7 separate regions of the Mus musculus genome follow, and all the other regions are linked to region 1. Evidence: chromatin loops called from intact Hi-C (ENCODE). Cell type or tissue: gastrocnemius. All regions are shown on one strand. Region 1 holds the start of Pds5a (PDS5 cohesin associated factor A). Region 2 overlaps Pds5a (PDS5 cohesin associated factor A). Region 3 holds the start of N4bp2 (NEDD4 binding protein 2). Region 4 holds the start of Smim14 (small integral membrane protein 14). Region 5 overlaps Lias (lipoic acid synthetase). Region 6 has its middle 2.0 kb from the start of Ube2k. Region 7 has its middle 5.8 kb from the start of Klb.

What was found. A loop is a pair of places that touch in the nucleus more often than their neighbours do. Peaks named below come from ENCODE experiments on the same cell type or tissue, not always from the same donor. Only the 100,000 strongest peaks of a DNase experiment are listed, where the experiment ranks them.
Region 2: it touches region 1 in a loop (2.0-fold over the local background); 6 of 42 quality-filtered maps call a loop at or near these places.
Region 3: a loop joins it to region 1, with 2.2 times the contacts of the local background. A loop is called at or near these places in 14 of 42 quality-filtered maps.
Region 4: a loop joins it to region 1, with 2.6 times the contacts of the local background. A loop is called at or near these places in 12 of 42 quality-filtered maps.
Region 5: it touches region 1 in a loop (8-fold over the local background); 19 of 42 quality-filtered maps call a loop at or near these places.
Region 6: it touches region 1 in a loop (9-fold over the local background); 16 of 42 quality-filtered maps call a loop at or near these places.
Region 7: a loop joins it to region 1, with 4 times the contacts of the local background. A loop is called at or near these places in 4 of 42 quality-filtered maps.

Annotation. Positions count from the first base shown.
Region 1 is chr5:65,695,322-65,699,321 of GRCm38, forward strand. It overlaps Pds5a (PDS5 cohesin associated factor A), which reads right to left and starts at 2,915. Exons shown (of 33, transcript NM_001081321.3): 1 at 2,429-2,915; 2 at 1,442-1,616. The coding sequence starts at 1,576. In gastrocnemius, CTCF peaks have their summits at 1,627, 2,987 and 3,189; DNase peaks (open chromatin) are centred at 1,602, 1,754, 2,069, 2,730 and 1 more place; H3K4me3 peaks cover 3,324 bases; H3K27ac peaks cover 2,761 bases.
Region 2 is chr5:65,632,561-65,636,560 of GRCm38, forward strand. Pds5a (PDS5 cohesin associated factor A) reads right to left here. Exons shown (of 33, transcript NM_001081321.3): 20 at 2,755-2,878; 21 at 1,612-1,770. Among named protein-coding and RNA genes, the nearest start is that of Pds5a, 64 kb to the right of the region's middle. In gastrocnemius, no CTCF peak of the experiment used is centred here; no DNase peak of the experiment used is centred here.
Region 3 is chr5:65,761,636-65,765,635 of GRCm38, forward strand. It overlaps N4bp2 (NEDD4 binding protein 2), which reads left to right and starts at 1,886. Exons shown (of 20, transcript NM_001024917.1): 1 at 1,886-1,955. In gastrocnemius, a CTCF peak has its summit at 2,392; DNase peaks (open chromatin) are centred at 1,745, 2,408, 2,819 and 3,471; H3K4me3 peaks cover 2,953 bases; H3K27ac peaks cover 3,214 bases.
Region 4 is chr5:65,490,469-65,494,468 of GRCm38, forward strand. Smim14 (small integral membrane protein 14) reads right to left here and starts at 2,415. Exons shown (of 5, transcript NM_133697.4): 1 at 2,268-2,415. In gastrocnemius, a CTCF peak has its summit at 2,030; DNase peaks (open chromatin) are centred at 1,421, 1,556, 2,064 and 2,482; H3K4me3 peaks cover 3,596 bases; H3K27ac peaks cover 4,000 bases.
Region 5 is chr5:65,400,272-65,404,271 of GRCm38, forward strand. Lias (lipoic acid synthetase) reads left to right here. Exons shown (of 11, transcript NM_024471.5): 8 at 2,340-2,485; 9 at 3,897-3,967. Among named protein-coding and RNA genes, the nearest start is that of Lias, 11 kb to the left of the region's middle. In gastrocnemius, no CTCF peak of the experiment used is centred here; a DNase peak (open chromatin) is centred at 1,535; H3K27ac peaks cover 497 bases.
Region 6 is chr5:65,533,229-65,537,228 of GRCm38, forward strand. It overlaps a transcript of Smim14 not described here. Among named protein-coding and RNA genes, the nearest start is that of Ube2k, 2.0 kb to the right of the region's middle. In gastrocnemius, CTCF peaks have their summits at 2,329 (motif pointing right) and 3,713; no DNase peak of the experiment used is centred here; H3K4me3 peaks cover 1,329 bases; H3K27ac peaks cover 1,375 bases.
Region 7 is chr5:65,340,564-65,344,563 of GRCm38, forward strand. No RefSeq gene overlaps it. Among named protein-coding and RNA genes, the nearest start is that of Klb, 5.8 kb to the right of the region's middle. In gastrocnemius, no CTCF peak of the experiment used is centred here; no DNase peak of the experiment used is centred here.

The sequences.
Region 1 (4,000 bases):
AAATCCATTTTATAAAGTTGCATAAGGCAGAAACATTGTCCTCGATGTTCCCTGCCTAGCCTTCCACCATGTCTGACTTTGAAGTGCACCTTTTAACACAATGGGTCTCAACCTTCCTATTGCTTCCTCATGTTGTGGTGACCTCAAACAAAATAATTGCATTGCTACTTCATAACTGTAATTTTGCTACTGTTATGAATTACAGTGTTAATACCTAATAGACAGGATATCAGATAGTTGGGGGGGGGTCTCGACTCACAGGTTGAGAACCACTGTTGTTGGCAGGGTGTGGTTATGCCACTAGTGTTTTGGGAAGTGGAGGCAGGAAAATGGTTAAGTTCAAGGGCAGGCAGCTGGGTTACTAGTCCTCTTTTTTTTTTTTTTTTTAAAGATTTATTTTACTTATATGAGCACACTGTAGCTGTCTTCAGACACACCAGAAAGGGCCATCAGATCCCATTACAGATGGTTGTGAGCCACCATGTGGTTGCTGGGAATTGAACTCAGGACCTCTGGAAGAGCAGTCAGTGCTCTTAACTGCTGAGCCATCTCTCCAGCCCACTAGTCCTCTCTTAAACAAGTCATCAAACCCATTCTTTGCCTCTCCCACTGTCCACACTGTACTTCAATAGTTTAAGATCTTTCACTAGACAACTGTTAGCCTCCTCACAGAACGTCACAGCCTACTCCCCACAAGCCAACTGTGACAACCAAAATGACTCTGAAATTGCCTACAACACCCCCTGGTGCATCAAAGTTGTCCAAAGTGACAATCACTGCTCGAAACTGATTCCATAACAAACACTGCCCTATGCAGTAGCAGAAAAGTTAAGTCCCAAAATGACAGCGCAAGATTGTTACACCAAGAAAACCGGTGCGCACACACAAACACAAACTCACAGACATATCAACAATCCCGTCCTTCAACTCTCTTGGGCATGTGTACTAAAATCATCATTTCTCCTTAAGCTCGAATTCTGAAAAATCTGTACACTGTATTAAGTTTAGCCCACTGTATAGATAGTTAAGCTCCCATTAGAAAATTACGAGAATCTAAGGGGGACAATATGGTTGTTTGTGCTCAAGTCAGTCTTTTCTTGGAGTAGATAATAATAGGAACTTTCGTGGGTAAAATCACTGTCTACACCTCAGGGTATCGAGCCCCTTAAACAACATCCACTAAATAAAATAACCACAAGGGAAACAACTAACCATGCATGCGTTCTTATGGACAGAAAATGATCACACTCTTTAAATTCCCCGTCCTTTCAGAACTTATCCAAAGATACCGCCAAGTTAGAACAGGACTTTTCCGGGGCGGTTAAGATATCTTCAAAAACTTAGTACTAAAAACTCCAAAGGCCAGGTTGAGAGTAGTCCAATGAAACCACACGAGTCACAAAAGCCATCCAGAGCGCAGATCGCCGACCCAGACCCTTACCTTCAGACGTTTGATCATTTCATCGGTGGTGATCTTGTCGGTGATCTCTTTTACTCCCGGAGGGTAAGCGATCTTCCCGTCCGCACTCACGACGCCACAGAGGGCAGTGGCAGGCTTCGGCTGCGTGAAGTCCATCCTGGGGAATAACTTTTCTCTCACAGTCCTCTACCGGCCTCTATCGGTCAGAAAATCAAAGTTCAGCGGGAAAAGGGGCGACTTTGTAACCTCTTTTTCATTTCAAAAATCTCTAATCTAGAAAGGGCCCTTTCTTCCCCCCGAGGCCGGGGACCCCGCCACTCGCTCCTTCCCTGGGTTTCGGACCCGGCTAGGCGTCCGCCACCCCCACCCGAGCCAGCCCCGGTGCCACGGGGTTCTCGGCTGCAGCAGCCCCGGCCGCGAGAGGCGCCGAGCAGCTCCCGGAGTTTCCTAGCCCTCTTTTCACAATGAAATGTATCCCCGAGCACCTAGGACGGAAGTTTGGTGGCCTCGGGGGGACATTGAGGACCCAACGGCCCCACTTGGCTCAGGAGAAGCGGCTGGGTCCCCGCCTGGCCGGTCACCTCCGGGAAAGGAGACTCGAGGCCTAGAGGGTTCAGCTTAGGCCGCAAAACTAGGTACCCAAGAGGACCCACGCGCGGCGCCGGCGCCCGGGAGCAGAACGCCATAGCCGTGCCGAGCCCCGGGCTCCCGGCGTCCCCGCCGCGCGGCCGCCCCTCCCCGGCCAGCCCGCCACCCCCGCCAGCCGCCCGAGCCCCTCGCCAGGAAGCGAAGGACCCGGCTCCGCACTTCACATTTTTGTTCCTTAACTTCAGCAACCGAGCCCGGCGGCATCTCAAGCCCCTCGGTCGCCCGGCGCTCCTCGGCACCGCCAAGGCCTGAGCCGCCGCTCCGGGCAACCCCGCCGGGCCTCCGCGCGCGCCCTCCCCTGCGGTCTCCCCTTCCGTCCCTCCCTCGCCGCCGAGGGCGCGAGCCCGGCCGCCGCTTTACCTCCTCCTCATGCGGGCGGACGGTGCAGCGAGCGCCGGGCCTCTGTCAGGTGGTTGCGCCGCCGCCGCCGCCCCTCGTCGGGCTGCACACAAAGCGGCTCCGTCCGTCCCGCCGCCGCCGCCGCCGCCGCCCGCCCGCCCCGGAGCGGCGCTGGGGCTGGCGGTGCCGAGGAGCAGCCGCCGCGGGGGGAGAAGCGGGCCGAGCGTGCGCCGGCCGGGGCGACACTGCCGCTCTCCGTCGGGCTGAGGAAGCGCAGCCTCGGCCGCGGCTCCTCCGAGAGCCCGCGCGCGGGTGCACGCCCGCGCGTCCCCCGCGCCCGCCCGGCCGCTCGCTCGCTCGCCGGCCGGCCGCCCGCACCTCGCGCCCACCCGCACCAGACGCCCTCTCGCCGCGGCGCGCTCCCGGCCCGCCCGTGCCCCGCGGAGCCTGAGCGTCGCCGCGCACAGCCGGAGCCCGTCACGCGAGCGGCGCGAGAGCCCGCGAGAGCACCGCGCGCCTCGCTCCCGCCCCTTCTTCCGCCGGCCGAGCCCCCGCCTCCCTCGAGCCCGACGCGGCCGCGCGCGTGGTGGACAGCGCCGCCACCCGTTTGGCGCCAAGACCTGCCCGCGCGGGCGCCTCCGGGGGGCCGGCAGCCGAGCCGGCGCGCGGAGGAGGAGCCCCGGTGGCGGGAAGCGGACCCCGGGAGGCGCGGCTTTGCGACACTCCCGGCCACCGCTGTCGCGGAGTCCGGGGCTCTTGAAGGCTTGGCTGGCGGGGATGTGACCGGACCGGTGGAGAAATGGTTAATTATCTGGAGAAACGGCTGCTTTCCCCTCCAAACAGAGCTCTGGAAGCCGAGGCAAAGTTTTACAACTCGGGCTGCTCATTCTCGCGTCTTCCGGAGAGTCGCCCTAGGTCGCAGCCTACGACCTTAGTTAGACTCCTACCATTAAGGTTTTCAAAGCTGCAAAATAGGAAGTTGGCATGCGATCTCAAGCTATGGTGCCGGGGCTTCTGGCCTCCCAGTCATTTTGGGTACAGGCTGAAAACACAGACTAGGGTTCCTGATAGTGAAGCCCAGAAGAAGAAAGAGGGAGGGTGTTTTTAGAGATTTACAAATTACCTATGTGAATCTGAGACCTCTTTTTTTTTTTTAAGTTGTGAATACACCAAAGCTCTACTTTTTCTCTCCTCCAAAGGAAAGGCTTGCCAAAGAAAACTTAGTGCAGCGGTGCTTGAGCAATTTAAGGTAAATATTGAAGCGAATGAACCTGAACAATACACACATAATTTCAGGAAACCACCTTTTAAAACAATAAGCAAGCCGGGCAGTGGTGGCACACGCCTTTAATCCCAGCACTTGGGAGGCAAAGGCAGGCGGATTTCTGAGTTCGAAGCCAGCCTGGTCTACAGAGTGAGTTCCCGGACAGCCAGGGACAGCCAGGGCTACACAGAGAACCGTCTCAAAAAAACAAAAACAATAAGCAGAAGGGGGTGATGGTGGTGCACGCCCTTAATCCTAGCATTTGGGAGATAGAGGCAAGCGGATCTCTTGAGTTCAAGGCACCCTGGTCAATCGAGCTAGCTCCAGGA
Region 2 (4,000 bases), 63 kb before region 1:
GTGTGGAGAAACTGGAACCTACAGACTTGTTTGATAAAAGATTAAAAATGAACAGACACAATGGCAACCAGTTTGGTGATATCTAAAATATGTCCAATAATCATCTGACTCAGAAATTTTACTTTTGCTATATATAGACATTAACTACAATTGCCAAAACCCGAACTGTTAATTAATAGACCAAAAAAAAAAAGGTGAAGTATTTCTAAGCAGGGAAGAAAATACATGAAATCTTGATCACTAATACAGTAAAATGAATCTGGGAAACATGCCAAATAAAAAAGATATCTAGAATATATCCATAGTCACCATGAAGAATTCTGAGGGCACATATATATATTAAGGGAATTTGAGTACATTGCTTAGTAGGTAGAAGAGTGTTTCCATTTGGGAATATATCTCTCTCGAGTGACAGCGAAGATAGCTCAAAAGAAGAAGCATTTACTACCAAGCCTGACAAACTGCTTTTCCCAGGAACCACATGGTGGAAGAAGACAGCACTCTATAAAGGTGTCCTCTGACACTCACAAACAAACTGCCATGAACCCCTAGACTGAATAAATAAGTAACTTTTTAAGAGACTGGGCATAGTCGTGCACATCTTTAGTATAGCTTTCAGGAGGAAGAGGCAGGTAGGTCTTTGTGAGGTTTAGGCCAGATTGAGCTACAGAGTGAGTTCTAGAACACCAAACCTACATAGTACAACATTGCTTTACAGGGGGAGGGAGGGAGGAAAGGAAAAGGACAATCAGGTTGGACATGTTGGCTCACTTATTCTCTCACTTATTGAGAGACAGAGACAGGTATATCACTAATGTGTTCAAGGCCAGCATGGGCTACACACCCAGTTTCAAGCCAACCCAAGAAGACTCTGCCTCAAAAAAACAAACAAACAAACAAACAAAAAAAAAAAAACAAAATAGAAAAATAGCTGGATATGGGCTGGTGTGGTAGCTTAGATCCTATTCTGAACAAGAACACAAACCATCTTAACATGATGATCGCTGTGAATATTTGGTGTTAATCCTCATCTTCTCTAATTTCAGAAAATAGGAGTATAAAGTGCTCAATGTTACACTAAAAATAAAGATATTCATAAATGTGCCTGTGTCTGCACACTCTCTCATTTTAGACTGTAAGATCCTTTTAAAAATATATGATAAAATACACTCTAAGGGCTACAAAGATGGCTCAGTATTTAAGAAAACTTGCTATAGCCTAGTTGGTATTCTTAGCACTCACACGGGGCTGTCTGTAATTCCAGATCCAGGTGATCCACTGACTTTCTCTAGCCTGCACAGGCATACCACACTCATGACGCACAGAAAACATGCAGGAAAAACACCAATACACATAAAATAAAAAGAATCTTTTTAAAAAGAAACTATTATTTTAAAGTGACACTTAATAGAATGTAGTGTGATATTTCAAAACTTGTACCAAGGGACAAAAAGTTAGATCCTATTGGACACATTAGTCACATCAGACTACACACACACACACACACACACACACACACACACCACGGGACTGAAAAAGAGATGTTTCCACGATAAAAATACAGAGAGTCTTAAACTCAAGACTCCAGATGTAATTAAGTTAGAAACTCACCCTGTCGTTCATTAGAAGGTCTTTAACAATAAAGTTTGCCACTACAGATTTCATCGGGGAGGCAAACTGATCTGGTGCTAACATGGAAATGTGGCCCAGTGAAACTAATGGAGTTATAAGTTGCTCTGGTACATCAGCATTCAGACTCCTACTGAGTGGCTATGAAAAGAAAACAAACAATTATCAATTGGTTTTGTAAGTATTTAGATATTCTACAGTCCTAATAATTTTACCATGCCCAAGTCAATCTGTTTTACTGAAACATTCATAATTAATTGTATCCATCTTAGATACTGTTATTTCACCTACTGAAATATGATTTTGGTAATTAAATGAGAAAGGCCCCATTAGGTTCACATGTTCCAATGTGTGGTCCCCAGTTACTGGAACAGTTTGGGAAGATTAGAAGATGTGGCCTTACTGGAAAAGGTAAGTCATTGGAAAGGCCTTTGATGTTTCAAAAGCCCACATCAAACAGTGTTATGTCTCTGTTCACAACTTGTGGGACAGATGTGAACTCTCAGCTACTTCTTCTATCTGCCAGCTGCCATACTTCCCAACATGACCTTTGACACTATAAGCAAGGCTCTAATTAAATGCTTTCTTCTGTAAGTTACTTTGGTTATAATGTCTTATCACAGTGGTAAGAGTAACACAGGTAATAATAAAATTGAAAAAATACAGAAAATAGATAATGCCCAAGTAAAACAGGTAGAAATAAGGACATCTGCATTATTCTCTTCTAATTTGTTATGTTGGTGGATTTTTTTCTTTTTTTTCTTTTTCTTTAATGCTGAGAAGACAGCTTAAACAACCTTGAATTGTAAAAATAAGAGTTTGTGGAAATATATCTCCAATTTGTAACAATAGGAATGCTTTTCAAGAAGCAGAGTCTGTCCAGAGATCATAGACAGAGAATGGACGAGAAGAGCAGTCTTCAGGTATAGTTGTAGGTACTTAAGCAAGGGCAGTTCAGCTGTGAGGATAAGCTAGCGTAGGCAAGACTAAAGCTAAGGAGAGTACTCTCATATGAAACACAGGACTAACAGTGTAAGAAGACATACAAACAGCCTTGAAATGTAGACTCTAACTATTCCAAAGCACAGAGCCTGACAAGCCAATGGAAACATATTCCATGTATACCTCAAAAATCTGTGCCAGCTGGACCTCCTTGTTTGAGAAGATGGCATGGATGCAGTGAACAGCCTGCTTTGCTTGGTGTGGAGTGCCCCGCTTGGCTTTCTGATGTAAAATGGGGATCAAGGTTCTGTAAAAATAATAATATAGTTGTGTTTTTCTTAAGTATACAAATCCCTAAGTCTCTTCTTATCCTCATTTACTCTACTTAGATATGTACTGGTGGTGAAGGCTTTCTTAGAAATTATTTGATTGCTAGAAAGATTTAAAGTTCCTTCTCTGTCTCACAAACCAAGACATACAATAGGGAACAATTTTTCATTTTAAAACTAAAATATGAATATAAAAAAATAACAAATAAACCACCCTTAATAATCTATGACTTGCCCTAGGGCATATAATCACATTTACATACTAAGAACACACTCCTAATTTTTCAGTTCCCTTTTAGAATTCCCTTCCATATTTCAAAGTAGCCAAGGAAAAAAGTAGCAGGAGGTCAAGTGTTATTAAACAGCTGAAATGATACTTGTGATGGTAGGTACACAGGAATAGAAAGGTTTCCAGTAATCATCTAGAACATGTGTAGTTACCATCCTAGGTATTTTTAAAATTGGATTAATTTGACTAATGAATATTAACACCTGAAAAGAAATATTATATATAGCAAAGCAAAGAAAGCAAAAACAAAAGAATGAACTACAACTGCCAAAGACCATATGAATAAGAGAAGGTGAGGCTGGATTTTCAAAGTTTAAAAAAAAAAGATAAAATAAATGCATTTAATCACTACGTTAACATGAAAGATAAACTAAAAGTGCATACATCTCTAGAACAATCTGAAAACAAGTATCTTAAAGCAATAAGCGCTGGCCATATAGAAAAGATGTATTTGAAGGAAATATATTCATATTAACGACAAAATATGTACATGTATCAAGACGGAAAGCATTCACAAAACAACAGTAACAGCTCTCTTCCTTTTATTTTCCTAGGCTCACACATATATCCCACCTCCAAAAGTCAGGCCCTTACGCACACAATGTCACCACCAGCATGGAGCCACATGAAACCCTTGGTTTCAACTTTTCAGGATAAACATAAACAATTATAATCAGGGTCTAACTAGTCCAGGTCTAACTAGTCAGGCCTGTGATGGTCAAGTGTCAGACTCCCTGAAGCTGGAATTAAAGTTATTCTGAGCACTAGTGTCCTCTGTAATCATATAGCAGTGTGTGCTTTCAGTTGCTGA
Region 3 (4,000 bases), 66 kb after region 1:
TTTGTGGCAATGAAATCATACTTAGGCTCCAAATGCAAATATAAACAAACAGCTTTATAATTTATACAATAAATATGTTCCAAATGTTCTGAAAACATTTACAAATCTCTAGTTCCTTTAAGGGCCAGTTTTTTAACTAAAATTTGAGTAGTCACCTCATTATTAAAAGTATTAGCTGGTAGCATTTTGCCATTCTACATATTCATCTGGTATTTTAAATACTACTTTCACACAATTAATTATAACCAATTATACTCTAGTCAACTGGAAGACTGCAGAGGTGGAGTTGCACCCCTGAGAAGTAGCACCCCTGTCTGGAGACTCAGTAATTCAGACTCTTACATGTCTCCTTTGAAACTACAGGACCTAAGCTGGAGAGAGAATGAATGTGATAAACAATCCATTTATTCCAATGCTGTCTCCTCCTTTGAAAGATGTGTTGTACTTTTCCTATTGGCTTAGAATGTGAGCCAATAAGGAAAGAGGAGTCCTTGGAAGTATTCATAAAGCAAGCCTGGCATTGTGCACACTGGTAAAGATGGCTTTGTTCTTTACATCTGTGAGAATTTTATGGGTTTGATACTTTTCTTTTGACATAGTAAGCAAAAGTAATTCAGATTGGGTGGTGCTGTCCCTTGAAATATATTTTCTAATGTTTAAGAATTCCCCCCTTTTATTATTTGGACTTAAGATGTGATAAATCCTTAACAGATGTTCAAAAGAAATTCAAGAACTTAAATACAAGTTTTTATTATCACGTTGAACATATTTCAGATGAACAAAATTAATATAAATTTGCTAGGTTTGTTTGAAGTCTATAATTACTAAGTTTCTTTCATTTCAAAAGTGGCATATATTACAGTTATTAGGCTCCTAATAGCTGCTTAGAAACAGATTAATGTTAGGTTCTCAGCAGTAGCTACTTACGCTCGGGATTGTAGACTATTAAATTTCTTTTGTTTACCATATTTAGAATAAGCCTTAATAAAGATGTTTGTATAGTATATATTTTTAAACACTGAAACTCAAGAGATCTCTAAAAAGACAAAGAAAATAAAAAACACATCCATTCATATTCTTTTCTGTGTGGGAGATTTCATTAGAACATTTATTTGCTTAAGTACACTAGTTTCTTTGCTTAAATACACCAGTTTCTAGAAAAAACCCCACTAGACCATTTGCTCATTGAGTGTGAGAATGTTCAAGCCAGATCTAAAGGGATTTTTTTCACTTGTATTCTTTCCAAATCTACATTCAGTTTAAATAATTGCCATAACAATTGACAGATAATCTGTCTCTCTGATGTGGATGAATATCAAGAGGTTATTTTACTACGGGGGGGGGGGGCAGTGAAAAATACAAAGTAATTGCAAAGAGAGAGGAAAGTCCAGGAGAAAACAGACACAAAAACAAAAAGAACAAAACTAAAAACTCCGAAACGACCAGTAGCATCATTAATCAGAAGGCTAGAGAGAGACACACACTTTTGTACTCTGATCGTTTCATGTCAGGACAGAACAAATTAAGCAAGGAAGTCAGAGTCCAACAAGGAAAAACATGGAGCGGGCTTAGGGGACGGGCTAATCATCCAGGATCGTTAACAGGGAAAGGGAACACTGTTGCTTTTTCTTGGCACCTGAAAACTCCAGCTCCACACTGGCAAAGGCCGCAGCTCTTTTGGGCTCAGGCCAGCGGGTTCCGACCGCACGTTGGCGGCGCGGGCTGGATCCCGGCAGCCTCCGTCCCGGTTGCTGGGGCCGCGGGGCCCTTTGTTCCCGCGGGGCGCCGCCGCCCGTCCGCCCCGAGTGAGCGGGCCCCCGTGGGGGACAGCGCGGGGCCCATCGCCTCGCCCCGCCGACCTCGCAGCTGCAGTCCCGCCCGCCCCAGCTCCTAGTTCCTCCCTCGCTGCCCAGGGCCAGAACGACCTTGTTTTGCTTTTCGGGCTCGGGAGAGAGGTGAGGGTTAGACCCGGCCGCGGCTCACCGGGGCGCTTACACGGGCAGCAGTAGGGGGGGTCCCAGCGCCTGCCTTTCCCCGGAGCCCTCGGGGGACAGCGGCGGGCCGCAAGCTTCCGGGAGAGCCTCGGGGGGCCCCGCGGGTCCCGGGCTGCGCCTCCCGCCAGGCCCGGGACTCACTTCTCGTAACGGAGCCAGCGAGGCGCCAGCACCGGTGGGCTCGGGTCTCCGGGCCGGCGCCGTGGCGGGCGCGGGCCGACGCATCCTGGAGAGCCCGGGGTGGGTGGGTGGGGGGTGTGCGGAGCAGCAGAGGTCGCGGCCCCGGGGCGGGGGCGGAGATCCACCTGGCTACGTGGCAGCCATTGCGGCGGCCGCGAGACCCCTCCCCACGCGGCCGCCCACCCGCCCTCTCGCGGCGGGCTCCTGCGCGGCTGCTCTTCCCCGGTCGGACGGAGAGCGGCAGTGTGTCCTCGCTCCGCACGCTCGCTGCGTCTCCCCCACCCCCGCCCCGCGGACACAGCTGCTCGCCAGCCCCGCGCCGCGCCGCGCCGCGCCGGAGAGCGTAGTGGCTGGCGGCGGCGGGAAAGGGTTGCGGACCCGCGGCGCTTACTCGACGACACGGCCCGGGGGCTTCGACGCCCCGCTCCCGCAGCAGGTAAAGGCGGAGGTTGGCGAGGCGGGCGGCGGGACTCGGGGAGGAAAAGAGCGGGAGGGGATCCCGGGAGCGCGGAGTCCCAGAGGAGGAGGGCCCGAGGCGGGCGGCGAGCGAGAGACGCGGCAACCCCGGGCAGGCACGGGCCGGGCGGGCGGGCGGGCGGAAGGGGAGTGAGGCGTCGCGGGAGGCGGGCCCTGGCGCGGGGCCCGAGGCCGAGCGAAGGCGGGCGCCGCGGCAGCTTCCCCGGCAGCTCCTCCAGCGCCTGGCGGGCCTCCAGGCCCCGACACACCCCTCCCGCCCCCGGATTCTCCGGGTGCCTTCCCGCCCCGACTTGACCTCGCGCCCCTGCGAGCGCCCCGCCGTTTTCCCAGGCCGAGCCTTGTGGGAACTTGGGCCGCCTGCCCGGGCTGGTAGTGCCCGTAGAGCTGTTTATTTACTCACTTCCAAACCACACGCACGCACGCTCGCTCGCAAGCTCACTCCACACCGGCAGGCTGGCCTCCCTCCGGGCGGGTGCGCCCGCGACCCTCACCCCTTCCCATCCGTAACTTTCCCTCTCGCTCTCCGAAAACCGGGCTTCGAGAGACGGAGTCAGACCGCGGGGCAGTTTATCCCGCTCGCGCTTTTGGTTACAACACTTTCTTTATTCCTGCCCCAAAAAGAGAGCGGGAAGAATTTTTTTTTTAACTCGATGCCAGCCAGATCGGAGGCAGGGCCCGCTGGCTTTAGGGAATCCTTCCGCACATGTCTTTAGGAGTGGGAGGTGGCCTTGCTGTACCGACAGGTTTGTACACACTCTTGCCATGCAGTGGTTGTAACGTCTCCATAGCACAGGTCTGGCTTGCGAAGGATTGGCTGCTTTTTCTACTCGGTGTCTCCGAGCCAATCAAGAAGCGCGGCTTGCCTGGAGACTGGTTAACTCAGAAAAGGTGGGGATTGGTTGAGCCTCCGAGGGGGGGAAAAAAAATCCCGGAGATAACCTGGCCTTTCAGAAAACAATGACTGATTTGCAGCTGCCTCTCCGCCCCCAGTTAATTTATTTCTTTTTAATACAGTACCCTTCGATAGCACCATTCGCCTTTTCTTTCCTTAAAAAAAAAAATCACTTCTACGGTTGGCCTTCAAATTAGCTCTCAGATGCAACTCGTTCGAACTCCAGTGGTTCAGTTTTCACAAAAATAATTTTTACGAAACATAACAATGCGTTTTTGTGTGTTGATAAGTGTGGTTCAGTTTTCTTTCAGCCGATTTTTGTTTTGTTTTGTTTTGGTTAAAGGTCAGTCAATTTTCAGTTACTATGCCAACGTATTATTTAAATGTTCTGCGGAGATGGGGGTGTGTGTGTGCTACATGGTGGAGGTATTGGGAAGAATTAGAAAGAAATGGCTGC
Region 4 (4,000 bases), 200 kb before region 1:
GACTTAGGCTACTTCACCATACTTAGCCTTTGAAGTTGGGGTTTAGAGGGCATTTCATTTCTGGATAGGCTCCTTTGGAGTCAGTGGTTAAAAACCAAACAACAAAAAATGTGTAATAGATGGCACATACCTAAACCCCAAAGCTAATACAGTAATTAAGTATGCTATGCAGCAAAATAGATTCCTCCAGACTCTTATGGACTGGGATGGTAACAGGTGCCTGCATGTGGAATACAGTATAACTAAGGGTTAAACCTAAACTTCCCTGTGAAGTCATTAGATACAAAAAACTTCAGTAACATTCCACATTGCACTTGCTGCCTGGATTGTTTAACAAGCCAAGTAAGCCTACACGCCATTCGGTGTCTGTTTTACTAAATCTCACAGTATCACCAAGAGACATAGGGGGAAAACTTTCCACACCATGGCTTTAATAACTACTGCTTTTCCAACATGGTGGAATTTCACCCTAAAAGGTCCATAGGCCATAGCTGCAAATACATACGTACATACATACATACATACATACATAACTCAAAAAAGTACCGGTATGTAAAGCCACAGCGAGGGGTGGCTCTGAGATTACAGCACTAACTACTCTTCCAGAGGACCTGGGTTTGGTTCCCAGCAACACAGCCACTCATAATCCTCTGTAACTTCAATCCCAAGGATCCACCACCTCCTTGAGCACCCAGGAATGCACAAGGTGCACAAACATACATATAGGCAAAATACCCATTAACATTAAATAAAATAAATAAGTAAATAACAAATGTAGTATGATACCATATTTTTGTAAAGCAATTGCAAAAGCATCTTGAAGGATATGAACTAACATTCCGGCAAGAGGAGAGACGCGATTATCATTCTTTCCTCCTCATGTACTTCTATAAACATCTCCTCCAATCACTACAAAAACATCTCACAAAACAAAAAATATTGTTTTAGAATAGTAAAAAGGGTGAGGGTTTTTTAAAAAAATCTGAAAAGGGGGAAGTGCAAAAAGAAAATTCTCCTTTGTCTATATCATCAAGATTCCAAGTATGGGAGAAAAAAAAGAGGGAAAATCCATGATCTACACAGGAGGAAAAGATTTGATACGAGGTCCGTTACTGCCCAAGGGCACACCCTTCAAAGATAGGGGTCTAAATTCCTAAGACTTCTTCCCAGATTTGATGGACAGCAATCAATCTGTTTCCTCGTTCCTTCCTGCTGCTTTCCACAGAAACACTATAAGTATCTTGGAGAGGGGGAAATGTCCCTTTTCGAAAACACGATGGAACATCCAGGCTTGGTTTTCTGGTCTGAGTGCGGAGGGCAAAAGGGTGGGCGGCTACACTGAAGGAATCTGCGCGAGCAGGGAGTCACCTGAAGCAGGAGCACGCAGCTGCTTCCCCTAACCTCCACAGCAGACACAGGGCAGCGAGCGTTTCCAGACTAGAACCCTTGGTAAACTGTAGGTTTTTCCCAATTCTGGTACGGATAGCTGCCAAGTGACACCACAACACAAAATCGGGAGGGTGTCTTCCACACATGCAGGTATAAATGCTTCCTGAAGCTCATCAGGCGCTCCAGCTGTAAACCCAGGGCACTCCATTACTAAGGCCGCATCCTCGGCTTTTCCAACTGGGGCAACTAAAAGCATCCTGCCGCCTCGCTACAGTTAGCAAGTATCATCTTGGCTAAAATCCTAACGTTTAAGCAGCCACTTCGGAAAACTTCGGCTTTAAGCAGCGACACGGATCTCAAACCATTGCCAGGCTGTTGCCCTGCATTCCTTCCGATAACGGTGCTGCTACCTGCTCCATTGTCAGCCCCGGCTCCACGTACTGAACCAACAGAACTGAACCAACAGAAAAGGGGAATCCTTTAAATCCGCAACACAATGGAGGCTAAAGAAGAGCTCTGGCTTTTAGGATGGCAGCTACCAACACACCACAACAAAAGGGCCCCGTCCGGGTGACTTCATCGAACCCACCAGGCAAACGCCACCGCCCGGCCTTCGGGGTGACTGTCCCTAACCCCCTGCACGCCCGCGCCGCCTATGGGGCCCTAAAAGTGAAAGCACCCGGACTGCGGGTGCCTGTGCAGCCCAGCTGCAGGCTGCCGGGCCAGCGGCTGCGGGCTCCCCGGGTGCAGCGCCCAGCCAAAGGCGCCCGCTCCGCCGCAGCGGTCCCCGGGTGCGCGCGGCCACAGAAGTGGCGACGCCAAGAGGGTCGCCGAGGAGGGCGGTGGGCCGGGGAGAGAGGGGGGGACGGGACACTCACCCGCCCAAAACAGCGGCGGGCGGGGAGGGTGGCGGCCGGGAGCGTTCCGGACGCCGCTGTCGCTGCCGATGCTGCTGGCCGCCGGCCTCCTCCCCTCTGTTTGGATTCGATAGACCACGTCACTCTTAGCCACGAGACCCGGATCTGCGGGCTCCCCGAGGGCGGCGCAACAGATTGTAGCACCCGGAGCCGCTCGTGACCCTACCTAGGGAGCATGCGCGTGTCGCGCGGGCCACCTGCGTCGGAGGGGGGCGGCTCCCGCAGCTCCGGCGCTGACGTGCGTGGGCGCGCCCGGCGTGGGGGAGGCAGTTCCGGTGTGGCGGGGTGGGGTTGCTCCACCGAGAAGGAAGGGCAACCCGGCTGTTAAGTTGTCCCACGTCGCCTCCGTGCTGTCTTCCGTGGTCATGATCATCTGACGTGTCTGTCTGTTTGTCGAGGGAATGGCTTCTGTCCACGGCGGTGTTTAGTCATACTTAGGCGGAGGGGCGCGCGCACAAATTGATGACTGCTGAGACCCGGTCTACCTGCAGAGGTGGCGGTGGGAGTTCATCATCAGGCACGCGTGAAAATCGGAACTCGAAGATTACAGAAGCATGTCAGCTGGGAGGTGGGGAGGGATGAGTGATCCTGATGACGTTCGGATTTTGGATTGGAAAACAGACCTAAATTAAGTTCAACCTTAACCTTAAAAGAGAGATGTTAGAAGCCGGATGTGATGGCTCAACAGCAGAAGCAGAGACAGGCTGGTTTGCAGAGCGAGTTGCAGGACAGCCAGGGCTGCATTGAGAAACCCTGGGGGAGTGGGTGGGAGTATGTGAATTTGAGCCCAGCCAGTGCAGCATAGAATATGTCTGGGTTTTTTTGTTTTTTGTTTTTAAAAGTGAGGGGAGCCTAGCCATGGGTTTGCCCTCCTAGTGGAGGAGGGAATGTGGCCAAAGGAGGTAGCAGCACACCATTCTTGGGCTTGGAAGTTAGGAAGCAGTATTTCAACAATCCAAAGACAGCTTAATTCCCATGTAAGAAAGGACGGGAAATACCAGCAAATTGAAGTGTGGAGCCTGATAAGCAAAAAGAGCACCTCTGGAAGCAGCTGTGGCAGCCGTAATTCTACAGATGTATCCAATGACCTCGAGGAACTCTGGACGAAACTAAGCATATTTTTATAAGAAAGTACAAGAAAAAAATTATCCTGAGAATCTAAAGTCTGGACAAAAAATAGTGAACGGCAGAAAACATCCACTTGGAATTTCATTTTCTTCCCTAATAGTTTAACAATCTGACAACAAAAAAAGAAAAACAAAACCCTTTAAAACAGTGCTGCACAGTCTGTCTTTGGCTACATGGTTCACAATCCGTGTTCTACTGAGGTATGGCCTGCTTTCTTTGGTAAGGTTACAAGTTAGAAAAGAAAACAAAACCCGACCAGCGAAAACAAGCAGGGGAGCTCTGTCTTCCCTGGTACACACTGTAACTACAAAATTTCAATGAAGAAACATCCCATATTTAAAACAGAGGAAAGAAACCTTCATGATTCTCAGTGGCTGAGCTGAGAAAAACAAAACTGCTCCGGGAAGTGATGGCACATCCCCTTAATCCCAGCACGAGGAAGGGAAGGTCTGTGGAACTCTTGAGTTTAAGGCTCCCTGGTCCATAGAGTTCCAGGAGAGCCAGGGCTACACAGAGAAGCCCTGTCTTGAAAAAACAAAACAAAACAAAAAGCGGTGGTGGTGCAC
Region 5 (4,000 bases), 300 kb before region 1:
CTGTGTTAAATCTTCTAAAAAGTAGACAGGGTAGCTGTCGGTGACACTGCCCTATTATCCCAGAGCTTAGAAGACTGAGGCAGGAGATCAAAAGTTTGGGAACCAGCCTGGGCTATATATACCTTTTCTTTAAAAAAAAGCCCAGAGTGATACTGTACGCCTTTAATCCCAGCACACAGGAGGCAGAAGCAGGTGGGTTTCTTGAGTTTAAGGCCAGCCTATCCTACAATTCAAGGCCAGACAGCTACATACATGCCTGTCTCAAAACAAACCCCAAAACAATCACCCCCCCCACATACATGCACACAAAACACTAGTATGCTCTAGTCTTCCTATTAATCTTAGTTGTTAGGAATTATGAAGAACTGTTATTCTACATAAAGAGTATATTCAGATTTCAGAAAAATTAAGAGTATTTTAGCTGCAGACAGATTAATATTTTCCTTTAACTTTATTGTGGATTTGGCTGTGATTTAATTAGCTACTCTTCACTGTTCTGTGTCTCAAATCTACAAGAAGTTACAGTGAATGGTACCAAGCACATTACTCCTGGATTGTAAGCATTCCAGAGCACAGCGTTAATCCAGAGGAGAAATATTTTGTCAGAAATGATTCTGGGCTGACTAAAGGACTCAGTGGGTGAGCTGTGTGTTGGTGAGCCAGATGACATGAGTTCAATCCCTGGAGCCCACGTGGTGGAAGAGAACTAATTTCAGCAAAGCTGTCCTTGGTGTCCACAGGTACCATTGTGAGTGTTTGCACACATGCACGCGCGCATACACACACACACACACACACACACACACACACACACACACACACACACGGTATCTTGCTAAGTGCACCCCGCTGCCATCCTAGCCCAGCACACATGTACACCCATGTACAAGTCATGAGGTTGAGGGGAGAGGGTTGCAAGTTCAAGGCCAACAACATGGATAGCATTACTGTCTCAGAAAGTATCAGTTTTCTATACTGTCAGTTTTATAACATTTTTAAATTGCTGTGTTTTAACTTGCATTTGTATGTGTGAATGTGTGCATGTGTGCAAGGACACAGACATCTATGTACAAGTCAAAGACAGCTTATTGGTTGTTGGCTTTTTCCTTGTATATGGGTGTGTTGCCTGTGTATTGTGCACATGCAGAGCCTCTGGAAGCCAGAGGCCAGAGGATGATGTCAGTCCCCTGGGACTAGTTGTTAGCCCCTTGTGGTACTGGAACTTGAACCTGAATCCTCTGGAATAGCAGCCAGTTTTCTGAACTACTGACCCATCTCTTCAAACCTCTGCCTTTTATTTAAATTAAAACAAACAAACAAAAATCCAGCACACAAGGCTGCATTAGAATTCAGCCAAGTGCTGATCTTACCTGAGTTTCTGCCAGCCCGTTGCCTTTCTTCTCATTTAAGCCATAGTGCTTTGGCCACTGTTGAAGGGTAGCACCCAGCCTGTTCCAACCCTGTGGCCATATCGCCAGCAGTGGGTGCCAGTCTCCCTGGTTTCACTTAGAAACCTTATCCAGCCAGTGAAAATCCCAGAATGCTTTTCCTCTGAGCCTGCAGTGCTATTACTTGCCAGTAGAGGGCAGGCCAACCTGCAGGAAAGACATGCTCATAAAAGTTTCAAAGTGGATGTTCCCTCCTTGGAGGTTTGTCTTGTCTTCTGCCAGGTTTCTTTTCTTGCTAGAGGTCATTATAATTTTGAGTTTCAGAATTCTAATTTCTCAATGTATAAACCAAGTGATTTTTTTTTTTCTTTTCGAGACAGGGTTTCTCTGTATAGCCCTGGCTGTCCTGGAACTCACTTTGTAGACCAGGCTGGCCTGGAACTCAGACATTCTCCTGTCTCTGCCTCCCAAGTGCTGGGATTAAAGGCGTGCGCCACCACGCCCGGCAACCAAGTGATTTCTAGTCTGGTTTTCGCTGTCTCAAGACTTGGGAGGCCTAAAGAGTTGACAGACCCAGGAAGCCCGGGGAAGAGCGGTTTTCTTTTCCATGTTAATAAACTTTGTGCACAGATGTACCACTAACACATATGCTCAGTGAACCGTATACTCTAGAGCAGTGGCTCTCAACCTCCCTAATGCTGAGACCCTTTAATACAGTCCCTCGTGTTGTGGGGACCACTGGCTATACTATAGTCTTTGTGGCTGTCACACAGTGTGGTTTTGCTACTGTTATGAATAGTCATGTAAACACTGGCGTTTCTGATGGTCTGAGGCACCCTGTGAAAGGCTAAGCAGCTTCTTCTAGAATGTGCTTTCTGAGCTTCCAGCTGCTTGCACAACAGTGCAGTTGGTTGAACTTGTTTTGTCACTGAGAGCCACCCTGTTTTCCAGGAAAGTTCGTGATCCCCGGGCCAATTTTGACCAGTCTCTTCGTGTACTGAGACATGCCAAGGAGGTCCAGCCTGATGTTGTTTCCAAAACATCGATAATGCTGGGCCTTGGTGAGACAGACGAGCAAGTCTATGCCACACTGAAAGGTAAAGAAGCTGAAAACAAAACCCTCCCCATTTCCCTGAGTGGTAGCAGGAGCTCCATTCTAAAGAGACTGTTAGCTTATGCCTCCTCCATGGTCATCAGTGCCGATGGCCCTGAGAACAGAGCACCTGCTGCAGGTGCAGGCCAGTAGGAGCACCGCTGCCTGCATGTCCACCTGCTGCAGGTGCAGGCGGTGGGAGCACCCTTGCCTCCATGTTCAGAACCAGAAAGGACATGGGCACAAACGGCAATATGTGCGGGAAGGGAGCCTTCCTAGGTCATGGAATGTGTGCATTTAGCCCTCTTCATCTTCACCTGTTCAGTGAAAACAGGATTTCATCCGCTCTTCTCTTTCTGCCTCCAGATGGTTTGAGAGGCAGTTAGGTACCAGGCATTGGTGGGTAAGGAAGATGCTGAAGCCATGGCTATAGCTTAGAGGTAGGCACTTGCCTACCAAGTACAACCAACAGAGAAGGACTCTGGTATGCCAGAGGCTAAGCCACACTCTGAGAACACATCCTGCTCACCGAGGAAAGTCCTAGTACAGCATGTTTGGCTCAGATAAATGCTTTTGCCCCAGAACCGTAGTTCCTTTGCCTTTTCTTTCCATTCAGGTAGAGTTGGAGTTGTTAAGAAAACACTTTAGGGCTCATGAGATGGCTCAGCTGTTAAGGCTAGGCTCACGCCGGGCGTGGTGGCGCACACCTTTAATCCCAGCACTCGAGAGGCAGAGGCAGGCGGATTTCTGAGTTCGAGGCCAGCCTGGTCTACAAAGTGAGTTCCAGGACAGCCAGGGCTACACAGAGTAACCCTGTCTCGAAAAACCAAAACAAATAAACAAAAAGAATCCCCCACCCCCTGGAAAAAAGGCTAGGCTCACAGCCAAGAAAATAAGAGTTCAGTTCCTAGCAACCATGGCTGTCTCTCCAGCCATCAATAAAAAAGAAAAGAAAAAGAAAAAGAAAAAAATATTTGAATGAAGGCTTAAGTATGGGGATTAAGAGAGACAGTAAAGGATTGTCAGGCTTGGCCGTGGCTTCTCAAGAGTCCTCTCCCTTCGCCTTTTATGCCTAACAGACTTCCTGCTCCAAATCCTCTCCTCCTATTTTAGCTTTTATTTGATACCATTAAATGCACTTATCTGTTTTTTTTTTCCCCCCTCTGAACCTCTTGCGCCACCAGGTCCAGCCTTATATTTTCCCTGTCTCCCAGTTTCACACTCCTGTGGTAATCATTGCTGTGTTTCCAATTCTCATTGGAATCCATGGCTCGATGTTTTTGAATGAATGGGTTTCTCCCATCTTGTATTGCCTATAACTGTGACAACCCACAGCATGCAAGTCCCCCTTACAGTACACCTGTAATTGTAACTGAACGCCTGCTAAGTGGAAGCTTTGCTTTTTCCCCTTTCAGCTCTCCGTGCGGCCGACGTGGACTGTTTAACTCTAGGGCAGTACATGCAGCCAACGAAGCGCCACCTTAAGGTACAAATGTCTGAGTTGCCAAATATTTTCTTA
Region 6 (4,000 bases), 160 kb before region 1:
AAAAGTCGGTTGCAAAAAAATTTATGCCTAGATTATCCAGTTTCTATTATAGCTCGGACACGAAGCATAATCCCTGAAAACATTTATATTTTGAAGACCCAAGTAGTGGATCAAATCATTGAGTGGGATCATCAGGGCTCTGAGTTAATCAATATATTGACCCAATGATGGGTTTATAATTTCATGGCATTATGGATGAATTGATAGACATTTTTGAAGGTGGCGCTAGAGGAAGTAGTTTACCAGCTCTAGAGGCTGGTGAGACCATTCAGCGGGTAAAGTTGCTTGTTGCTGTAGAAATACCAAATATGAGTCCTTTTTCTAGTCAATATTATACAACTTGTGTTTACAACTAGGAATTCATGTGTTTTTATCCCCTTCCTGACTTTTTACACAAAGGTCCAAGGCTTGCAGTATTGCAGGAACTTGATGGCCCAGGGTAGTGACCCCTTTCATTCTTTTCCTTTGCACCAAGTCCTTTCATTCTAATTAAGACTGTGAATCGGGACCCCAGCCAGCCAATGGGGAAGAGACACAGGCTCTACCAAATGCACTTCCTATCTCAATGTGTTGATGCTTCTGAGGACATCTTATTGGTAAAGGGTAAAGTTTGCCTTTTTCAGACTCTTCAGTTTGAATAGTGGGCTCTTTTGTCCACCCCTGAACTTATTTCTAACACTGCTAAGCCTGATGACCCTGTCACTCATATGGTAAAAGTAGAGAATTGACTCCCCAATTCTTTCTTTGGGAATAATTAAAAAAAAATTTTTTTTTTGAGTGAAGGACTTGATATTATTGGGGTCACCTTCTGTGGTCTGCCCTTACTCCTAGAACCTGGGAGGCAGAGACAGGTGAACTCTCTTGAGTTCAAGGCCAGACTGCCTGGTCTAGAGAGTGAGTTTCAGGACAGCCAAACCAAACACAGAAAAACCCTTTCTCAAAAAACCAAAAAAATCCCCTAAAACTCAAAACTAAAACCAACCAACTAACCAACCAAAAAAGAGGTGTGTGTTTAATGCAAGCACTCAGAAGGCAGAGGCAGGAGAATCTTTTTTGAGGCCAGCCCGTCGGCTGTTGAGCTCTGGGCCTGTCAAAGCTACATTGAGACTCTGTTTCAAAAACAAAAAGAAAAGAAAAACCTCAAGACAGACAAGCTATACATTTCAGCATCTATCAGGAGGAGATAAGGAGGGCGGGGAGCCATTTAAGGTGACATCGAGGTCATGGAGAATAAGCACCCACACAGTGGCAAGCCTTACAGAAAGAGTAAGGAAGCCCAAAGTGCTGGGAGAAAGAGCACAGGTGTTAAGGAGACGCATACTTAGCAGACAGAAAGAAGAAAAGCAATACTTGGAAAAGTGGGGAAACTGAGAAGCACAGCTGCCACTCAGCTCCTACTGTGCAAGGGGTGGGGCTTCTGGGACGGAAAAGTACAGCATCTCATTAGAGAACTAATTATTCCGCCTATCTCTAGTGGGGCTTAAGGTGGTCCCTTAGCCAAAGCTACTGAACCAGCCTAGCTGGAATGTCAGGTCTCCACCCAGACTACAGATTTCATTCTCTGACCATAAGTTTTTCTCTAGGCTACGTCAAACTCCCCTGACCTAGCTTGCCAAGTAGCTGGGGTTAAGGGAGTAAGTCACCTCACCCAGTTGAGAATTACTAATTTACAGATAAGTTGCAAAGAGAGCAGAGATTTAAATAGGCTCTTTACACACCTGTTAATGCGAACATTGAAAATTGTGGTGCTTTGCCAAGACCAAGACATAAAAATTGTTATACTACTACTCAGGAAGCTATTCAGATATCACTAGTTACATTCTTTTGGTTCTCTAGAATGTTAATAGAATAAATTTGAAAAGTGGGATTGTAGTTAAACAATTACTTGCATTTAAAAAATTCACAAGCCTTGGCCTGGTGTGGAGGAGTCTGTCTGTAGTCTGAGCATTGGGGAAGCCGAGTCGGAAAAGGTTTTAGTTTGTGGCCAGCCTAGGTTGTATAACAAGAGCACATAAACACACACAGAGCATACACACATACAGCTTGGCTGAGCTCTAGGTCAGTCACAGTTCACATACTTGGCTTGCACAGGCCCTGGGTTCAACCTTCAGCAGAGAAAAATATTATCGAGTCTCTTTCTCTCCAAGAACTCACCCGACCTTTATAACTAGTTCCCCCTGTCTGAGTATCCTTATGTCTCCTGAGGTTAGGCAGAGTGGGATAGAAAGTGTTTAGGTTGTATTGGCACAAATACCTACAACATTTCTAGATTTATATTATGGCAAAAATCCTTTGTAGTGTTCAGTATATAGTAGAACCCCCTCTTATCACCACTAGGGGGCTCTGCTAGAAGATCTTTTATAATTTGTCAGTATACTCAGGGAAAGGTTTTGAGTGTTTCAGAAATTTTGAACTGGGGCTGGAGAGATGGCTCAGCGGTTAAGAGCACTGACTGCTCTTCTGAAGGTCCTGAGTTCAAATCCCAACAACCACATGGTGGCTCACACCCATCTGTAACAAGATCTGATGCCTTCTTATGGACGTCTGAAGATAGCTACATAGCTACAGTGCACTTACATATAATATAAATATAAAAAGAAAAAAAAAAAGAAAAATTGAACTCTTAGAAGTTTAAACAACCTCCTTATCTCACAGATGAGGGAAACATGATTCTCGAACTGATGGTCCTCCTGCTTCTGACTCCCAATCTAGGATTACAAGCTTGTACCACCACACTCAGCTAGCATTAGTCTTAAAATGGAATACGGAACTGATCGATTAGGTGAATACATGAAACATATTCCTACAATAACACCTTCATAATTTCAAAATGTTATTTTCTTTCTTTTTTTTTTATTTTTACTTTTTTGGTTTTTCCAGACAGGGTTTTTCTGCATAGCCCTGGCTGTCCTGGAACTCACTCTGAGACCAGGCTGGCCTCGAACTCAGAAATCCGCCTGCCTCTGCCTCCTGAGTGCTGGGATTAAAGGCGTGCGCCACCATGCCCGGCGCTCAAAATGTTATTTTCAAAGTACCTCTCAGCACCCACACCATATTGTTTTAAACTCTACTAACCACTTTCAAATAGCCTCTCCACGTTATTGCTCAATTAAATAATTTTACTCGTTTCTCTTTTCTCCACTCAACTATATTCACTCAATACAAGCGCCAAACACCTTTGTAAGTTTAAAGCTCTTTCGGCCTTCTATTTCTTCAACTGTCACTATAATAAATACAGTTCTTCACATGCTTAATCCAGTCATTCCCACAGCGTGGCCGCTGAAAAACGGGCAGCAGGGAGCTTGCTAGGAATGCCAATTCTTAGGTCCATCCACACTCTAGAGATAGGTGCTAACAATCTTAACCAGCTCTCCAGGGATTCCGAGGCACTTTCAAGTTTGAAAAACACCTTAGTTCTGCAGTTCAGCATTGATTATCTAAACAGGGCAAAGATGTAACTTCTGGCTTTTAAACCCATCACAGGCCTCTTTCTGGCAACACCTGTATCAATTACAAGCCGTGGGACACAACCATTACACAACCTTAAACATCTGTAATACCTGAGATGACCGAATAATAGTTGCCTTATCATGGTTCCAGAACAAAAGCTACGGCAGTGGATTTCCCGGGGGTTTACCAACGGACGCTGGGCAGGACCCAGTTCCTGCATAGCTTTTTCCTCCGCTAGACACAGGGAGGCACTTCGAGCCCGTGGGTTCTGGGTCTGGCCGAGTTAGAGCGGGGCTCGGCCCGGCTAGGGCCGGGGACACCCGCCAGGCCGGGCTCCCACCTCGGGTCCCAGCCTAGGGACTGGAGGTCTCTCTGTAAAGGAGGCCGAGGGGCAGGGGAGGACCCGGCAGGCCCAGACCCCGCGGACAGGCCGCGAAGCCGCACCCTCCTGGCCCCAGCCGCCGGCAGGGCGGAGCCACGCGGCCGAAGCCCCGGCTGAGACGCGCGGCGCGGCGCGGCGCGGGCTCGCTGCTGGAGACGTATGGGGCTC
Region 7 (4,000 bases), 350 kb before region 1:
TACCCAATTAGCATGTTAACTCTTGAGTGGACTACAGGTATATAAACTTTGCCTGGTGGTTTTTATATCCTATATCTGATAGGAAGTTCCCACCAAGCAAATCTACATACTTACTTACTGAAAAAGGACTTTCCCTTTTAAAATAATAAAATAATAAGTGTATCATTTCACGGTTAACACACAAATTTGATTATGTGCATAACCTCAAATTATAATTCCCTAAAATATCTATTGGCCTGGGCATTGAACCCAGGGACTCTCACTTGCTACCCATCACTTCACCTCTGAACTATAACTGTCTTTTCTGTTTTATTTTGTGGTTATTTTGAGACAGGGTCTGGTCAACTTGCCTGAAAGGCCTTGAATTTGTGGAAGGTTTGTTTTGTTCTGCTGGTTTAGGGAAGGGGTTGTTTATCTTCTAGCCCTGGTTGAACTTGAACACGCTATGTAGACAAGCATGACCTTGAACTCCTGATCATCCTGGCTGTGCCTCCCAAGCAGCTGGAATTACAGGCCTGCACCACCCGACCCAGTTCTCACTGGCAATCTTAAGGGCACGTATAGACAGAGCAATGAATGTTTCAATAGCAATTTGTAGCGATAGTTCAGTGTAATCTTTTTTTCCATGCACTGTAAGTCAATGCCAAGACTGCTATTGACTCAGAAAGGATGTGAGACACTGGGAATGGAGGAAAATACTACCATTTCCTTACACACTCCTGCTATAGGAAGACCAACCACATGAGGGATACCGTAGGTCTCTTAGAACCTTCTTGGTTTTAGGCCTGTGTCTGGGTGCAGTATACATACCTGTGTACATGGATGTTGGAGTATGTGGGCATGTGTGTGTGTATGTGTATAAGTTCACATACACGTGTGCTTAGGATGTACAAGCCCAAGATTAACATCAGGACTCTCCAGGGGATTGCTCAGTTGAACCCAGAGCTCAGTAATTATGCTAGTAGTGAGCCAATTTGCTTCAGAGTCCTCCAGCCTTATCTTTGGAGAGATGGAATTACAAGTGGGTCACCATGCCCGGGAGTTAGATTTGGGTATCAACTCCAGCCCTAATGATTGTGTGGCAAGCACTGTACCTGCTGAACCATCCCCCAGCCTGCTAGGGACCTTACCTATATGAAATTCGGTTGAATATGAGTGGCAGACACCTGCAGCCCCAATTACCGGAGGCAGGGATGGAAAGATCCCTTGAGTCCTAGAGTTTGTTTAAGAGCAGCCTGAGAAACATGACAGAATTCCATTTCCAAAAGGAGAGGAGGGAGGAAGAGAAGGAAAAAAAGGAGGGGAAAGAAGAGGAGGTGGCGGCCAAGGAGAGAAGGGACTAGAACAAGCACAAAGTCTTTGATGATTCGAGCCCAGAGTCCTCATTCATGGTTCAAAAGCCTCTCAATAGAAAGACTGGGATTCCATGAAGATCTTTCTCGTCATCTTCCTTGCCATGAGGTTGAAAGAGATTGAATGCATTGCCTCCTCCTCTGTATTTTTGTTTTTAAGCAAAAGGTCTTTCAGGGTCTGTCATGATGCTGTGTGCCTGTCATCTCAACCCTTGGTAGGCCAGAGTTTGAGACCAGCCTGGGAAAGGTAGCAAGGTCCTGTCTCAAAAGGAAAACAGTGCAAATGAGCATAGGCCTGAAGTATTTAACTGATTGATCAACTGAACAGGGTTTCCCTGTGTAGCCCTGGCTGGCCTAGAACTCACAAGGATGGAGTTCCTGCCTCGAGAACTGCCTATCTACAGAGCTCTGGGATTAAAGGTGTATGCCACTCTTACAGGTCTGAATTTAAAAGCCCTAACACAAGGAGGTCTAATGTCTTCCACAAAATATACATGAATAAAATCTTGCCAGGCCAGGTGTGGGGGTTGGCATACACCTTTAATCCCAGCACTCAGGAGGCAAAGACAGACAGATCTTTGTGAGTTCAAGGCCAGCCTGGTTTACAGAGTTCCAGGACAGCCAGGGCTCTGGGCTCTGTTACACAGAGAAACCCTGACTCCAGAAAACATAAAACAAAACAAAACAAAAAAATCTTGCTGAGGGCAGAGGCAGGTGACTCTTTGTCAGCTGGGGGCCAGCCTGTTCTACATACCAAGGAAAATGTTGCAAATGAACACAGACCTAAATTAATTAATATAGCTTAATTACTATATTTCTTTTTTATTTATTTAGCAAGTTCCAGGACAGTCAAGGCAGTGATGGTTCAGCCAGTGAAGGCACTTGCTACCAAGCTTGACAACTTCAGTTGAGTTCAATGTCCAGGATCCACATGGTAAAAGGAGAGAATCAACTCCAGCGAGGTGTCCACCACTATACATATGCACAATATGTACCAACACAGAGAGCAAGGCACAAAGAGAGGCACACACAAATTAATGTAAGAACAACAAAAAACCGCAACCGTGTCAAGTTTGGTTCATTAACCAGAAGAGAGAAGATATCTCTAAACTGCCAGCTTTTGTTTTAAAAGCTAATTTTGTTTTAGGACAAATAAGTTAAAAAATCACCTATTGGGGAGGCAGAGGCCAGCAGATCTTTGAGTCTGAGGCCAGTCAGTTACATATCATGAGTTCCAGGACAGTCAGAGCTACATGGAGAAAGCCTGTCTATAAATAAATTAATAAATAATTTTTTAAATATTCATTTTATTTATGAGTACACTGTCGCTGTCTTCAGACGCACCAGAAGAGGGCATCAGATCCCATTACAGATGGTTGTGAGCCACCATGTGGTTGCTGAGATTTGAACTCAGGACCTTCGGAAGAGCAGTCAGTGCTCTTACCGCTGAGCCATCTCTCCAGCCCTAAATAAATATTTTTAATGCCTTGCTGTCTAGATTGTAAAATATTACATCCAACTTTATGCTTTCATGTAGATACCTTTCTTAAATTGTCCTTTAGCCTTCACAAGCACATACACACAAAAGGTTTGCTGTTTTATTGATATAAAGAGCTCCTAGTTCAGGTCTATATATTAGCCTGGGATAATATCATGACCTCATCTCAAAAGCAAAGTCCTTAAAAATGAGAGCTAAGCAGTCTCCTGCCTCAATTGTCCCAGCTTTCCAGATACTCTGGGGCTGAGGCAGGAGGACTGCCTGAGTCTAGGAATTTGAGGCTAGTCTGGGCAACACAGCAAGTCTATCTCAACAACAGCGGCAGCAGAAGTGACATCAACCATGCATCAACCCTGGGCTCATGCTAAATTAAATAAACTACACACAAAGGAAAAGCGCCCCATTATCCTGCTAATATAAGGTTCATGGAGTGGTCAAATTTATAGACATAAAGTAGAACGATGGTTGCCAGGGGCTGAAAGGATTGAGGGTGGGCAGGAATTACTCACTGGCTGAAGAGTGTCAGCCAGGGATAATAAAAAGTTTGGAGGTAGATGTTGGTGTTTACGGTCTGGGTTTTTACTGAGATTTTATTGAGTCTGTAAATCAAATTCCATAGAAAATTGGCTATTTTGTTGTGTTGTTGTTGTTGAGGGTTATTGTTTTGGTTTTAGTTTAATTTGGTTTGTTTGGGGGGGGGGTGTTGATTTATTTGTTTTGAGGTAGGGTCTCTTGTTTGTTTAACCCAGGCTGGCCTCAAGCTCACTGTGTCACACCAACCTCAGCCTACAGAGGGTTGGGGATCAAACCCAGGGCCTAGTGAAGCAAGGTAAGCTATCTATCAACAACACTCCATCTCTAGTGCCTGAAAAAGATATAGCAGAAAAAAATTATAATACATGCAGTTTTAAATTTTAACCTGTGCATCTGGACTATCTCCATTTATATAGATCTTGGTTTGTTGTTTGTTGTTGTTGTTGTTGTTGTTGTTGTTGTTGTTGTTGTTGTTTTTTAAACAAGTCTCACTTAGCTCAGGCCATGTATCTGAGACTGAGCTTCAACTGATTCTCCTGCCTTCAGCCACCAAGTGCTGCAGTTACAGGAACTCAAAATCTCATCTAGTTTGTTACTTCAAGGTCTTTTTATTAGA